Regions from separate parts of the Mus musculus genome. Here region 1 is linked to region 2. The links are chromatin loops, found by intact Hi-C in ENCODE. Cell type or tissue: left cerebral cortex. All regions are shown on one strand.

Evidence for each region. A loop is a pair of places that touch in the nucleus more often than their neighbours do. Peaks named below come from ENCODE experiments on the same cell type or tissue, not always from the same donor. Only the 100,000 strongest peaks of a DNase experiment are listed, where the experiment ranks them.
Region 1: a loop joins it to region 2, with 9 times the contacts of the local background. A loop is called at or near these places in 1 of 42 quality-filtered maps.

What each region holds. Positions count from the first base shown.
Region 1 is chr12:108,429,162-108,437,161 of GRCm38, reverse strand. The region is part of intron 1 of Eml1 (echinoderm microtubule associated protein like 1); the gene reads right to left. Among named protein-coding and RNA genes, the nearest start is that of Eml1, 10 kb to the right of the region's middle. In left cerebral cortex, no CTCF peak of the experiment used is centred here; DNase peaks (open chromatin) are centred at 390, 1,365, 3,850 and 4,507; H3K27ac peaks cover 3,662 bases.
Region 2 is chr12:108,507,289-108,515,288 of GRCm38, reverse strand. Eml1 (echinoderm microtubule associated protein like 1) reads right to left here. Exons shown (of 22, transcript NM_001043335.1): 7 at 6,054-6,203; 8 at 5,043-5,112; 9 at 3,358-3,468; 10 at 2,219-2,314; 11 at 777-911; 12 at 74-173. Among named protein-coding and RNA genes, the nearest start is that of Evl, 43 kb to the left of the region's middle. In left cerebral cortex, a CTCF peak has its summit at 4,049 (motif pointing right); DNase peaks (open chromatin) are centred at 4,094, 4,521 and 6,171; H3K27ac peaks cover 1,426 bases.

The DNA of each region.
Region 1 (8,000 bases), 78 kb after region 2:
TTGTGAGATCAGGAAAAATAAGCCAGTTCGCCATCTCAACAGCATCAGACAAAGCCTAGACAGACTGAGTGAGCTCTGTCTATCTGCATAGACTGTGCTCCCAGCCTCTGGAAAAGTTATCTGTTGTCAGTTCCAGAGAACGTTCTAGACAGAACGCACGTCGTCTTTTGTGCTCATTTCCAAGGATTATTGCTTCAAAGCACGCGCAGCTTTTGCTTGCTTATCTCTTTAAATGGCCCTGGAAATTGGAAGCCCCAATCAGGCGTTCGTGTCAGAAAATTGTGCCAAACGTGCAAAAGCAATCATAGGAAAAAAAAAAAAAAAAAGACAGAGAAAGAGAGAAAAACTCAGAGATATTCCAAGACTGCAGCCAGATCCTCCCTCGTCCCGGGCCCTGCATCTGCTGTTTCCTTTCTTAGTATCTGAGCTAGTGCAGAGAGAATGTAAGCTACTGGATCTGAAAGCAGATGTTACGGGACTCTTTAGCAAACATGCGCCCCTCGTCAGCTCTCTAAACTGCTTAAATCTCTGTCCTCCAACCCCCAATTCCCAGCCCAGCACATATGCCTGTCTCTCCTCTGCTTAACCCAGAAGATTCAGGATTCCTAGATGGCTGGACAAGACAGGCTGGTCTCAGAGCCAGCATCCCGATGTCCTGTGCTGTTCTTGAGTGTGAGCACACCCTGGCCCTAGTTGGAAGACGAAGCTCATTTAGCACTCAGAATCCAGAGGTGAAACTGCAGACTTGTGTAGGCCGGGCAAAGGCTCCTAGAGCGTGGCGTGTGAGCTAGTGCGCGTGAGCTAGTGCGTGTGGTCTAGTTCACGTGCTTGTGGCGTGTGACAGCTGGAACACATGGGTGTTTATCCCACTCCACACCGGACTCTGAATCATTAGTTAGACATTAGGTCTGGAATCCCATGACTTCAGGAGACCATTGTTTCTCAAAAGGGTCCCGGAGGGAACCATTTACAGAAAGACAGAGGTGCACGATTGTGCTCAGCTGGGGTTCCTAAGTGTTTAAAGTCACAGTGACCAAGTAGAACGGCCACCATAGGGGGCAGGGGGAGGGAAGGAGAGCAGGGCCGCATCCTGTGGAGAGGGACTTTTCAGAGTTTTCCCTTGGAACGAGAAACAGAGCTCCATGGACAGGTCCTGGATGAACTCTTGTCTCTGATCTACATACTCAAACATGGTTAAGGCGGAGCATTCTATGTCACATGTGTCTTCCCATGATTATGTTTTTCTAGGCTAAGGAAAGTCGGAAGGTTAATAGAACAAGTTGGAAGTGGTAACGGAAGCTTCCACACACAGCTACAGAGGCGACAGCAGTGTCTGACGCAAGCCATCCTACTGTAGTGTTCTTTGGCAGCACTGAGGATTAAATCAAAGGCGCCCCACATACCAGGCAGGCACCCTGAGCCACAGTCTGTCCCTTCCTTTTTGTTTATTTGGGATGGGGTGTGGAAGCCAGACCCTCACACATGGCAAGTGCTTGCTCTGCACAGAGCTACAGAGCCCAGGATGCTAAAGCTTTCTAAGAAGATTAAAGCTCCCGCTTAGTATTTCCACTCTGAGAAGATTCACTCTGGCTGGGCAAGCAGATCTTGGCCACACAGTGGCTGACACAGACCGCTGTCTGTCCTCCAGGAGGTCCTGGTCTGGCTCGGGGTTAGCGTGCACACCAAGTCAGCTGCGCTGACTTACATCCGGTCCCCATGGTGTGCAGTGGGCTCTGAAGTATGAGGAGAGGGGCTGGGACAGGGTTATAGTAAGAAAGAATATGTGTAAGACAGCCAGCCATGTTCAGAAACTTCTGAAAGTACAAGTGGTTGGGTGCAAGGATTTCTGGGAGGAAAGGCTGCCCCACTGAGCCGTGAGGCAGAAGGAAGCTCAGAGATGCTAAGTGAGATGCTGAGCCTGGGCACTTCCTAAGGCTCAAGCTGTAAGACATCTTAGAATTCAGACATAAGTAAGGCTTCTGTTTTTAAAAGTGTGATGAAGTATAATTTAAAAACAAACAGCAATAAGAAAAAAAATATGTGATATCAGTTGTCTTCACTGGTTTTCTGTTACCAAGACATACCACCATAAACACCTTCACATAAGTTATCAAGAAAAAAGGGTATTTTGATTCACAATCTGGAGGTCCAAGATTGAGGGACTCCACACAGTGATGGCCTCTGGTAGGCAGAGACCCAAGGCAGCCTAGAGCATCATGGGATGAGACAAGAGCTGGCAGGTATAATGTGTGTATGTATGTATGTAAGTGTGTGGGATGTAGTATATGTGTATTTGCATGTATGTGTGGTATGTGTATGTATGTATATGTATGTGTACTACATGGTGTGAGTATGCATGTATATAAGTGTGTATGATATGAGGTATGTGTTATGTATGTGTGTGTAGTACATGGTATATGTATACATGTATGTATATATGATATGTGGTATGTGTGTGTATGTATGTGTGTGTGTAGTATGAAGTGTGTGTGTATTCATGTAGAGAAGTGTGTGTGGTAAATGATGTGTGTGCGTGTGTTAAGTGTGGTGTGTGTCCCTCCCTTCTGGCATTCCTCTTCTTAAGATTCAATTACAGGACTCCAACTAACAACCACAGCTAATTCTAAGTCCCCACCTCTAATCACCACCATTGGATCACCTTCCCATATTGAATTTCAGCACACGAAGCCTTGGGAACGGGCGTGCCCAACACTATCCATATCCAGGCTTCAGCAATAATGACACTTGTACCAAGACCTGTGGCAGCTCACCAGGTGACAGGCAAGCAGAGCTGGCCGACTAAGGTGAGCACCAACTATCCCACAGGCCAGGGCCAAACTCAAGCTGCCTCCTCATCCCCCTTCCTGACTACAGCCATTCTGTCTCCGGACCCACCTTTATCCAACATAACCTACTATTCAGTATGGCCCAAGCACTGGAGCCAGAATGCCTGGGTTCAAACCCTAGTCTCTGAACTTAACCTCCAACAAATTCCTTAAAATGTTGGCCCTGTTTCCTCATCAACAAAATGGACACAGAGTAGCCACTCCGGAGCCCTGTTGTCAGAATCAACCAAGGAAATACATGCAAAGTGCACAAACCAACTCCTGATGATTAGGGACACACTCCACAACAGGGGGACTGCTCTCTCTTGCTCTGCTAAACCTACACACACACACACACACACACACACACACACACACACACGAGCACACACTCTCTGCTGGATAAAGAGAACATGGTTCCTATCTTCCAAATGCCAACCTCTACTTGGGAAACAGTCACTCTGTGGTGTTAGATAAAATTAAGCATGAAACGAAGTCTGAACACATTTTTTATTCCACTGAAGCAGGAAAGAAGCCCAGCAAGCAGATTTTGGAGTTGGGGAGCCATGAGTGCATACTCTGTTCCTCCCCACGGCACTGACCGTCTGAAGCCCTGCCAACCTCCCCAGCCGGCCGAGCCCCCATTAGATCTTCACCCTCCCTGGGGAGCGGCAGCCGAGTGCGTTTCACTATGGGTGTGGTGTGCTTGCGAAGCCACTCCAGAGATGATGATCAGCTCTAAGTGCTATTGCTTAGCCGTCCCAACAGGGATGCCTACAACTGGGGCTAAAACACCTTGTAAACCCTATATAGCATGAAAGAGAGAGAGAGAGAGCCCAACTCCATCCAATCACTTCCCAACTGAAGCATAATTTCCTTAGGAGTGTTAAAATTCTTGTTATGTAATTTCTTTGCGGGGTGGTATTTAAGTCAAATCCTTTTTACTGCTAAAAATTCTGACTTTGCCAAGAGCGACTTCATTATGTCAGTTACTCTGGCAGGAAATAACGTGCTAAGACTGCTAACCACCATATGCTTTCAGCGAATGCTTCTACTTAGTAAGTGAGTGTCCAGCTAGCGCGCTTCTGTATGAGAGTGCTGGAGACGTCTGACTCGGTCAGACCCACCACTCACGGTCCCTCATTCACGATTGCTGGGTTTGTCTTCCAAGTGTCCATGCGCACTCACCCGCTCCCCAGGGAGGGAGGATTACTAAATGTGTACAGGATCTCGCGTCTCACAGTAAGACGTGCCGGCCCTGTATAGACCCAGTGAACACTCTCCAGGAAACCCATTCTGTGCCAGGCACTGCACAGAAGACCCAGAGAACCAAACTGGGAAGAGCATAAATCAGGCAGGGCACCTTACCTACCAGGGAGCCAAGGCACAGTAGGTGGAGGAGCCCTAAGGATCCAGGAATGCTAAGTGCACGCCCTGGAGGATCTTGGATGCCAAAGAGACAGAGAGAGAGGAGTTGCAGGCTTCTGTCACTGAGAAAGGGCACTCCAGTGTCTCGAGCTCTCTAGGTGGTGATGTAATTACTGCTGGTGCTGATGGCTGGCAAAGTGCCAGCTCCCATCCTGGCACCTTGAGGCTCCAGATCCTTTGGCCTGGTCTGCTCAGCACCTCGGATTCACATCCAAGTCCCTCACAGACCAACAGTGACCCTGTTCTCTGCTCGTCCATCTGTCTCCTGTCTCCACCTTAGAGGAGCCGCAAGCCCAGGTACTGTTCCAGCTCCCTCCCCAAGTGCAGATGCTGTCACCCACGGTCTCTCCTGAACCCCACACACACCCTGCATAAATTGCCACAGCCTCTCCTTGGATTTCAGCCTCTGGTTCCCATATCCACTTTTGCTTGCTCTTCCAGACTACCCTCTGCACCACTGACAGCGACCTTTCAGAGCTAAATATCTACCCAGAAGAGGTGACGGCCATTGATAAAGACGAGGAGGATTACACTGGGGCTGAAGTTCAAGGCCTGTATGAGCAAAATACAGAAATCTCTATCTAAAATAAGAAAGAAAAGGACAGCTGAAAGTTTGTTCAGGTCATTCCCCTGCCTCGGCCTCACTCCATCCTCCTGTATCTCTACTCTTCACTCTGAGCTTCCTGCGGCTTTCCCAGGTCTGGATTGTCCTTCCTGCCTCCTGCCCACTGGCGGGCAGTGAGTGGGTTGGAAAGATCAGCCAAGTTTTCCTGAGTGCCCTGACACCCTAACACCTGCAGCACTCTCCCATAGTTCCTTAGTGGGCTTAGCACAAGCTGTTTTGTGGTCACTAAGTAACTGAAAAAAAAAAAAAAAAAAAAAAAGATGTTGACATTTTACTACTGATGAGCACAGTAGGGCTTCCTAAAGGGCAGGGCAAGAGGGCCCAGCGGGTCACTGGAGCCTGAGAACAGTGTGACAATGTGCACAGTTGGGGCCTACATTCTTGTAGAATACACAAAGACTGGATGGAGGGGGCTGAGGGCGGAGTCTGGAGGAGTAGATAGGGAAGACCCTTCAAACCAAACAGGCAAAGACCGAGCTGAGAACACAAAGCCTTCCATGTCTAGAGGGGTCACGCAGTGAACATTTCGTTGTGTGTGTTATGCATGTACGAGTCCATGTCTGTGCACATGTATATGTGTGTGTGTTGCACACAGTTGTGTGTTTTATGTGTCCATGACTGCGCATGTGTGAGTTCTGTGTATACGTGTCCGTGTCTGTGCATAAGCGTGTTAAATGTGTGCACCTGTCTGTGTATGTGTGAGTATTATATGTGTACGTGTCTGTGTCTGTGCATGTGTGGGGCTGGAGCAGAGATCCGGGGTCTTTCTCAGTTGCTCCCCACTTTCTTTTTGCGACAGGACCTCTCACTGAACCTGGATTTTACTTAGACTGGTGGTTAGCAAGGCCCTCCTGCCTCTGCTCCCCAGTGCTGGGGTGGGCTATAGATACAGACTGCTGTCCCTGGCTTTGGATATAGGTGCTGAGGATCCAAATCCTCGTCCTCTTGTTTGAATGGCCAGCACTTTACCCACTGAGCCATCTCCCAACTCTACATTGCCCTCAGCCTACTGTAGGTGTTCACCGGAAACCAGCTTAGTTTACCAAATAGCTTTTAAGCCTTCTCCAGAGTAGCTTTGTGCTGCCTGAAAGGCCACAGCTGGGAACCCTCAACTGCACTCCAGAGGCAGTATCCTCTACAAAGGGTGTACAGAGCAAAGTACACCATCTGTCCAGGACTGTACCCCAATACAGTCAGCATCCTTAGGGACCTGTGGCCTCCAGCTGGTTCCCCCTCCCTCTGACTACAAAGCCCCCTGAAAGAAGTGTCCCATGAGAAGCCCCCAGGCTTGGGTCGTGGTGGGCTGGGCCTTCAGCCATCATATATATTGTAAGCCAGATTGCTCCTGTAAGAGTCGTTATTCAAGGCCAAGAGTTTAAATATTTTCCAAAAAGCTAGCAGAATAAAGAAGGATGACCACCAGCGGCCTAGGAGAACACGGCAAACATATGGTTTTCCACTCCACATGTGTTTTTAAAGAAAGGTAGAGTTCTGAATAAATAAAGCCAGAAGTGTGTCTACCTGGGGTTTTTTTGCAGGTGGAGAATGGGTGTGGGAATGGAGGTGGTAAGGTAGGATCTCACAGCTGAGGCTGTTTGAGCTCGCTGGGTACAGACAATATTAAACTCCTGGATGCCCTACCTTCCACTGGGATTACAGGGAGTGTACACCCACCTTGTACCTGATTCTTTGTTGTTGTTGTTGTTGTTAAAAGCAAATTATTTATCTCTATTTTATGTGCAATGATGTTGTGCCTATATGTATGTATGTGAGCATATATGTGAGAGAATCAGAAGCCCTGGAATTGGAGTTACAGACAGTCAGGAACTGCCATGTGGGTGCCGGGAATTGAACCCTGGTACTCTGGAAGAGCAGCTGGTGCTCTTAACCGTTGAGTGATCTCTCCAGCCTCCTGTACCTGGTTCTTAAATAAGTAATAAATGCTATGCTCTTAGGAAAAAAAAAACAAATAAAAGTCTCCTCCCAAAAATCATTTGTTTAGAGGACATATACTTTGTGCTGACTGAAGTGAAGACTCCCCAGTCTGTATGGAAAGAGCCATGCTCCCAGCAGGATAGGAAATGTGCTTGTCAGATGTCAGGCCATGGGAGGTTTCCATCATCGATGGTCATAAGAGCATATAAGAGGCTTTACCCCCTTTTTATTAGCAATCTTTCTGAAAGCGTTTAGACCATTTCCCCAATACTAGAACCTGCCCTCTTTCTCCTGGCTGATCCAAGATTTTAAAAAGGACAACTAATAGTTCATTAAAGAAAAACTTCTAATTACAAAATAGAGCAGACTGAGTCACTGGAGGGAACGCCTTCAGAACGCGCGAGGCTTGGAGCCGTTTTCTGTGTCCTCAGCAATGCAAATTTTGAGGCTACTAGCTTCAGGGCATGAAGAAACTCCTACAGCAGGTGTTATTTCTCTTTTCTTCGACATACATCCCAACTACTTCTTTTAAATTTAAAAATATGTGTGAAAGGGACTCTCATAATCTCAGAAATAAATTCTATATGATTAGTGATAGCTTTTAAAACACAATTTAGGGTTTTTTCCCCCACTCCAAGCACTTGGCTTGTTTATAATGTCATAAATGCTTGTGGTTACTTATAAAATGGGCTTCTCGCTGGGTGGAGGGCCCGTGCGGCAATTAGGCATCCTCCCATGGGCAGGGCACGCACCCTCACACTCCCACGCAGGCTTTCCCTTTTGATTTGCCACCAGGGACCCTACCCTATCCTTCTAAGTCAGAGCTCTGCCATCGCATGAGAGAGAATGTGTGAAAGTTTAACACGGGCTTGGAGATGCCTCAGTGTCCAGGTGGTTCCTCCGGAGTTCCTAGATCCAGCTAGAACTTTTAAAGTTTTAGTCATTTCGAAAAACTGACCAGAAGTCATAGCTAAGAGACAGCCACCGGTATTACCGACATCAGAAGTGACTAAGATGATTAATAAGGGGGCTGCTGAGATGGCTCAGTTGGTAAAGGTAACTGCCATTAAGCCTGATGACCTGAGCTCAGTTCCCTGAACCCACACAGTGGAAGGAGAGAGTCAGTCTCTGCAAGCTGTCCGCTAGTCTCCATCCACATGCAAGGCAGGCACAAACACTCATGCATA
Region 2 (8,000 bases):
AAACCCCACCGCCAATGTCTTAGTCACCGCATTACCAAAGACATTGAATGGCTTTAGGAGAACTGCTCATTACCTTTCCCCCACACCAAGATGTTGCCGCTTGAATCTCCAGTAATGGTGTCGCCATTTTCAGAAAACGTCACGCAGAGAACAAACTTTGGCTTCTCTTGTTTCTGTGGAATGTAATGAGTAAGTGTGGGAATGTTATTTACCGAAGACAGCCTTTTATTTGTGTTAAGTTAGAGTCCCAGCAACTCCAGCTGGACCACGCCAGCCTCTGGAGTTGGGAGTTTTTAGTTTTATGTACCGTCAGGAGACATGTTCTTCCAGAGTACTTGTTCTAGGAGAAAGAAATTCCGGACAACTCAATGGCTGGGGAATGAAGCCCAAAGCTGCAGAGAGTTTAAGCAGGGTGGTGGTAAGGGGGACATAAGGGAGGGGCTATGCTGTCAAGCATAGAATGATGGACAGGGTCCTGTCTACCTTAGCAAAGCCAGGTTGCCAGTCCCTAGCAACCAGTGCCCATATGCAGGCTCCTTGCAGCTAGCTGCCCCACCAGGAGGTCTGGACCTCCATCTCCATTTTATTACTGGGGAGATCCTCAAGACCGGAGGACTTCCCAACTGTACGGGGAACCCCAAGGGAGCACCTTTTTATCTACACCTTCATATTTATCACTAAAACAATCACTAAGACTGAAGTATCTCAGCGCTCCCTTATAACCCAGCCCCTCCCAGGTGCCATGCAGGAAAACTGAAATGGCAGGCACAGTTTACCTCAAACAACCCTTGCTTCTTGTTAAGGGAATTTCCTTCTAGGGTCCAAAAGTAGAGATGTGACTTCCCGCAGGTGACTATGATATTGGTGTCTGTGGGGTGGAAGTCCGCCGCAAATACCGCTTCGTTCGAACACTTTAAGACAAAGCAAAGCAGAGCATCAAATGCCGCAGGCCTCTTAGGATGCTTAACAAAACTGTTCGAGTGGGGCACTGAGTCTCTCAAGCCCCACCGACTTCACCTTCCCGGTTATTCTGGCTGCTGCCAGTTTTCTTCTTTGTTTTCTGCTGTGTGGCTGGAAGCCAGATGTCAACAAGGACCAAGAAGGCAGCTTTGCAACTAGCTGAGCACTGGGGTCACTCCTTGGGTGGTGACATCCAGGTGTCACACCCCCTCCCCCTTTCTAGTGACTGGGGTCCCTATGAAGGACCCAGGACTCTGCATGTACCGCAGCCCTGTGAGCCTGCCTTACTGTGGCTGCCAGGTCCCCCACTTCTCTTGCTTCTGCTTCTGCATCAACGACCTAAGTCAGTTTGGGGTCCCATGAGGTGGCTCTCTGGCAGCTGCTCTAGCAGAGCTCAATCCATATTCTGACTTCCAGGATTGGTGTCCTGGTCTGTCGCATCTAATCCCTGACTGTTGCTTCTATGTAATGATTCAATTCTATGTTCTTAATCCCGGCTGGTCCTCTGCCCCTGGCTGCTTCTAACCTGGCACAAGGGGTGAACAACATACATCTCTGTTGGCAATGTTAGAAGACAGAATGTCAGGCCAGGAGACACATCCGATTAGAACACCTGTCTGCATCCCAGACACTAGACAGAAAGCTGGGTAGCTAAGGCTTTCTGAGAGCAACCTCCCGTAAGGCTGTTTGAGCAAAGAAGGCTGGCTGATAGTTTCCCTGGGGTTGCATAAGTCAGGTTAACCGAGGCCGACAGATGCCAAGAGGAGAAACGAGAAGTGGGATCTATGAAAATAGGAATCCAGGGGTGCTCTTGACAGAAGGGAGCATTGAGAGAACTATAGGTGTGTCAATTCAATGTTTTGGGTGAAGTTGACTTGAGGCAGAGTCCCGACCTCAGGGGTGCTGGTATCCATGTCTCCTGCAGTCCCACAGAGTGGCTGGTCTTGAGCATGCCTCAAGCATTGACCACCTCCAGCCCTCCTCACGGGTGGCAGCCCAGCACATAGTGGTTTCCTGGGTTTGTTATATGAATAAAAGCCAGCAAAGAAGTGACTGGTTGTCTAAAATTAATTAAATCAAATGATTAAAATAATTAAAATTAGGCTTGCACTATGAAATAAGGAAAACGAAGAGTTCCACAGACCCTGGCAGGTCTTAGGCAGGGTCTCATGGGGGTGGGGACTGTGGGTGGCCCTGGAGCCTGCTGGCTGTGCAGGCAGTGCCCTGTGGGACATCACAGTAAGTGGCTCATGCGAACCTTCACGTCGGCCAGTCTCTCTTCTTTCTGCCAATCCCACACGGACAGCACGTGATCGTTGGAATCATCCACAGCACAGAGATGGCCTCCTCCGTTCTGCCAAGAAAAAGTGATTCGCAGGAAGACTGCACTGAGACCCAAGTGGGACCAACACGATTAAAAATGAGCGTTGATTTTACTTTTGGTTTGGTTTGGTTTTGTTTTTTTGAAACAGGGTTTCTTTGTGAAAGTAGCCCTGGCTGTCCTAGAACTAGCTCTGTAGACCAAGCTGGCCTCGAACTCATAGAGATCTGCCTGCCTCTGCCTCCCCAGTGCTGGAACTAAAGGTGTGCGCCACCACCGCCTGGGGATTACTTTTTTTAAAAAAAAATGTGCATTGGTGTTTGCCTGCATATATTTCTGTATTAGAGTGTCAGATCCCCTGAAACTAGAGTTACAGACAGCTGTGAGCTGCCATGTATGTGCTGGGAATCGATCCCGAGTCCTTTGGAAGGCCAGTATTCTTAACCATCTCTCTATCCCTGATTATTTTACTTTTAATTAAGAGCTCATTACAGAGCTAGGTAAAGAGCCTAGCTGGTAAAGAGCTTGCCGCACAAGCCTGAGGACCCAAGTTCGATCCCCAGGACCCGCAGCTGGGCTGTGGTGGTGTGCACTCTAATGGCAACACTGGGATGCAGAGGCAGGCAGATGCTTAGAGCTTTCTAGCCAACTGCCCTGGCTTAAACAGAGAGCCCAGGTCTCAGTGAGAGACGCTGTCTCAAAGTCAAGGTAAAGAACAACAGGAGAGGTTGACTGCAGCCTCTGCATGAACGCACATGCACGCTCACCCCCCACCTGCCTGCACATCCCACCCCCAACACACACCAAGGGTCCATTATACCAGAGATGAGGAATGCATACTCCATTGTTCTTGAGGCCGGCTTTCCTGGCCAGGCCCACGGCTGTTTTAGGATTATATGCAGAGCAAAGCACAAGAATATCACACAAACAGGGACATCTGATGTGAGGATGCGTACACGGACGAGCGAGTGGCTCGAGGATGGGTGTGTTGGGCTAGCATGCCTTGAGAAAGGCTGGAAGCCTGGTGGCTAGAAATGTTTGGTCGGAAATGTGTCCCTGTACATTCTCATACTTACAGACTTTGAGAATGCGATGCAGGTGACAGCCCGGTCAAAAAAGCCTATTCCAATGACATGCAGAGTGTTCAGTGTCACAGAGTCCCAGATGCGCACATGTGGTGGCAGTTGCTGTTTGAAAAGAACACAGCCATCATTTGTGACTGTTGGGTAATTACTTCTCTTTACCTTGGAACCATAAAATTATTTTGACAGTGACTTCGGTTTTGCCAAACAAAGTCTTTTTTCTGTATCTGAGGACTCAACTCAATGAAAACATTCGCAGTGACCTAAGGAAACTCTAGGCCCGTGAACCATGGAGATGTCGGGAGAAGGCTCTCAAGTTTTAAACTTTGACTATCCACTCTCCAACACCCATACCAGAGGAACAGACACGCCTTTTGTATATTTGCATTTCTCTAAATTTTAGAAACGACATTTCACCAAATAGCACCACAGTGCAGTCAACAGATCCATCATCGCGAAAGGGTTTGGATTTGTGCCGGCTGGCAGGCAAGTGATAGGCAAACCTTGCTCTTGTTTAGCCTTGTCCCCAAATAGCCAGTTGCCAGGCACCAGACACCAGCATGTGGTCTCTCTAGGTTTCTTCACAGGTCAAAAAGTCTACTCAGACAGCTGTAAATCTCTCTCTAGTTCTATAGTAAGGATTCAATCAGGATGCCAAAAATGGAAATACACTTTCGTGCCACTAGAGGGCGGAAGAAACAGTTTCTAATTTCAAAGAGTTCTTCCAGGGTTTCCTTCTTTTTAAAACATGAACAACTGCTCCTTATGTGAGTTTACATAACAGCAGCCTGGCTTCTGTTATCGATCTTTGCAAGTGTGGAACACTCATAGAGAACAGCATGAAACCAACAGCTAAAATTTGGTATCATGAAAACATCTGTTCAGATAAGAGAGCAGTTTCTAGGCAGATACACATTGATAAAAAAAAATGGAGGTTCCTGTCCTGATTAGCTTCACACCGGGACAAAGCTGTACAAACAGGGACTTAAGAGGCTGTGAGAGTTTTGATAAAACATGACAGTCACTCGTGGATGCCAGCTTGGACGTCTCCTATTTGTCAGGTTCCTCACCTCCTTCCTTCCAAGCCAGACTGAAGCCTTGTTAAAGCGTCTGCAGTCTGTCTGCCTGAAGCTCCCAGGAGCCTCTGTGATCAGCACAAGGCATAAAGTCCACCCACTGAAGAAATGACTGGCAGGCACCCACAGTCAAGGACATCCCATAACATATGGTTACTTGGTGATTTTAACTCTGCTGCTTAGATTGGTATATTTTCGTGTTGATCATGTATGGAGATAAGGATTTCAGGAACTGATCGATTCTTTGATAAGACAATGCGATTTTAATGTGTTGTGGCTGCTGTATGTTATTTTTAAAGACAGTGTCCTGTTACAGAGCCCACAGACCTGCCTGTCTCTGCCTCCTGAACTCTGGCGTTAAAGATGTGTGCCATCCCAACCAGCAGCAATGCTATTTTAAAACTGGCTGAAGTTATGAGGAAGCTCAGGGTGGGGCTTAGGTCACGATGGAACATTCAGTTTGCAGTGAGAGCCCCTGGTGAGGACCCAATGGTTCTCAAATGCTGTGACTACAACGACCAGGCAGACTCATCATCAGCAATGTCGCCAGGAGGTTGTCGCCAGGTCTTTATCAAAGTCAGAAAGACAAGGAGGAAACCTCACCTTTCCATCCTTAGATGTGCCCGCCACTTGTCCCGTTGCTATGGTGATCCTGTCAGGATGGACCGCTAGGCTAAAATAAGGATAATTATCAGACAACCCCACACAAAGGTGCACTTTACTTCTACAATCTTCCAAAAGTTTAAACATAAGAAATCCACACTGCCTAGCTTCTAACAGACTCACCCCAACTACCTTAGCCAGCAAATGCTATTTCATTCATCAGAATGCCCGATTTCCTTTCGGGAACTTCCAACCTTAAGGAAAGGCATCCTTTGTTGGGAAAATAGCATTTCCTTCTCAGAACCACTGACTTAGTCGCCACCCTTTTCTACAAGTCATTTTTGGGTGTGTTAATTAGGAAAGACGTCTCATGTCAGTAGGACCACAAACCCATCTACCCACTGCAAGGTCTTCCCTAAGCTATACTATGATCCATAGGCATGCCAGACTCAGACCTATGTACACAGCAAAGCACGTTTTCATTTTTCGAGGCAGGGTTTCTCTGTATAGCCCTGGCTGTCCTGGAACTCACTCTGTAGACCAGTCTGGCCTCGAACTCAGAAATCTGCTTGCCTCTGCCTCCCGAGTGCTGGGATTAAAGGTGTGTGCCACCACGCCCGGCCTAAACTTTTTTTCTTAAACTTTATAAATTTTTCTTTTTCTTTTTTTAAATTACTGCGCCCCGGCCCGGCCCCGCCCACCACCCAGGCCCCGCCCACCACTGCCATTGCACACAAAGCACGTTTTTCTAAACTTAGAGACCCAATTTGAAGTCTTTAACATTCAGGATGTTAAGAAAGCTTCCTGAAGCTTTTTCCCTCAGATAATCTGGTCACATAGAAGCACAGAGAGCAGAATTAGGGAGCCCAAAGACAACACGGCGAATAGAAAGAAGAGCTTTGCACCTTCAGAGCCCTGCACCACCCCACCCCTGGCTTGTGCCCTGATGCTGAATTCTTTTGGCTAAGGCTAGTTCACCTATGTCCTGCCGACCTGTCTGTGGGGACTCACCACTTGACGTCATCGTTGTGGCCCGCGTAATGCCTCTGCAGCTGCTCCTCCACATTGTAAAGCACCACGACAGACGCAATGAAGTACACGGTCTCCCCGGTCGGGAGCAAGTACAAGTTATTGCGACAGTCTCGCCCCCGGTACCCGTAGCTTAGTGTATGTCAAGATGAAAATCCTTTGCTTTTAAGAGCTGGAGAACTACCGCTTCATTCAACAGGCCCAAAGATGCTGTGAAATGGTGCTATCAGTTTAACCAATTTAGACAACGCTGAACTGAGAACGTGCTGGGTGCAGTGGCGCGTGCTTGTGAGCCTAAACAGATCTCTGTGAGCTCCAGGCCAGCTGGGGCTGCATGGTGAGAGAGGCCATGTCTCAAACAACAGCAAAATTAAATAGATTCTGACACTCAGTGCCCAGTGGACCTCAGTACCTACATACCTAAAGACAAATTTTAAGTGCTCTGTAATAATATGAACACAACATTTTGCAGTGCTGGGAATTGAACCCAGGGCTTTTCCCGTGTTAGGCAAATGCTCTCAGGCTGTGCTTGAGGCAGGTGATCACGGGGTAGCTCAGGCTGGCTTTAGCTCAGATCTTCCTGCCTCAACCTCCCTTGCTCTGGAGTCACAGACATGTCTGGCTACACACCAGGTCTGGTATGAACATTTTTTTTAAAATGAAGACTTTTTTGATTTTTAGAAGCTATTGAGCCAAACAGCTTTTACTGTCTGCAATCTAGGAGCTAAATCTTTTTATTAAACATCACTTTGAAATGATACAAGTACTTATAAAGAATACAAATGTCACTCAAATGTAACAAAGGTTTCAAAATTAATTAACCTGTAACTGTTAATTAAGTTAATGAATTAACTAATGGTGCCCCAGAATTTTGGGGATAATTATCAATGGTTTTAAATTTTATTACACCTTATTTATTGTGTGTGCATGCAAGAGCACAGGGGCACAGGGGCCTGTGTACAAGTGAAGTCAGAGGATTAGTTTGCAGGAGTTGGCCCTCTCCTCCCATCAAGTGGATCCTGGAAACTGAACGCAGGGCTTCAGGCTTGTTAGCAGGTACCTTTAGCCACTGAGCCTTCTCATTGACCTAGTGTTAAAAATTTTCACATGTGTACTTTAAAAGAGCAAAGTGTTACTTAAACTTGAGTGAAAAAAAAAAAAACCCTGCCAAAATGCCATTTATTTGGAGCAAATTTTCTTGTTTCGAGTCTTTTAAAACACAAATAAGGAAGCATTCTTTGAATAACATTTTCCAGATTAGATTTTTAAAACTACTCAATTTAAAGAAGAGGCAGATCCCCTACCACGGCATGAGCCAAAATAGATGGCCAAACAACTTCTAATCTTTTGATTTCCATGAATATGATTCCACCATCTCAAATACTAATTCTTGTCAGCGAAGGCTCGGCAGCACCAACTTAAATCAACATGTCGGGATTGTCTTCAGAGCTCGACTTTATTCCTTGAGTGGCAGACAATCACTATAAACTTGATGTAGAGTCTTGGTAGGTGGGAAAGGCTGCTGCAGCCTTCCTCCATGGTGGAAATGAATACAGCATTGAACAACAGAGACTGACCACTAGCTCTTTAGGGGAGCGTAAGCTCATACCTATAACCCCAGCATTCAGGAGAGTGAGGCAGAAGCATTGCTGTGAGTTAAAGGCTAGGTTCATAGGAAGACCCTGTTTCAAAAAAACAAGTGGTTGGTTTGTTGAAATTATGATCATTAGAGTCCTGACATTTACCCAATTGTACTGGCTGGTTTTGGTTTTTTGAGACAGGGTTTCTCTGTGTAGCCCTGGCTGTCCTGGAACTCACTTTGTAGACCAGGCTAGCCTCGAACTCAGAAATCTGCCTGCCTCTGCCTCCCAAGTGCTGGGATTAAAGGCATGCGACACCACCCCAGCTTGTTTTGGCTGGTTTTGTGTG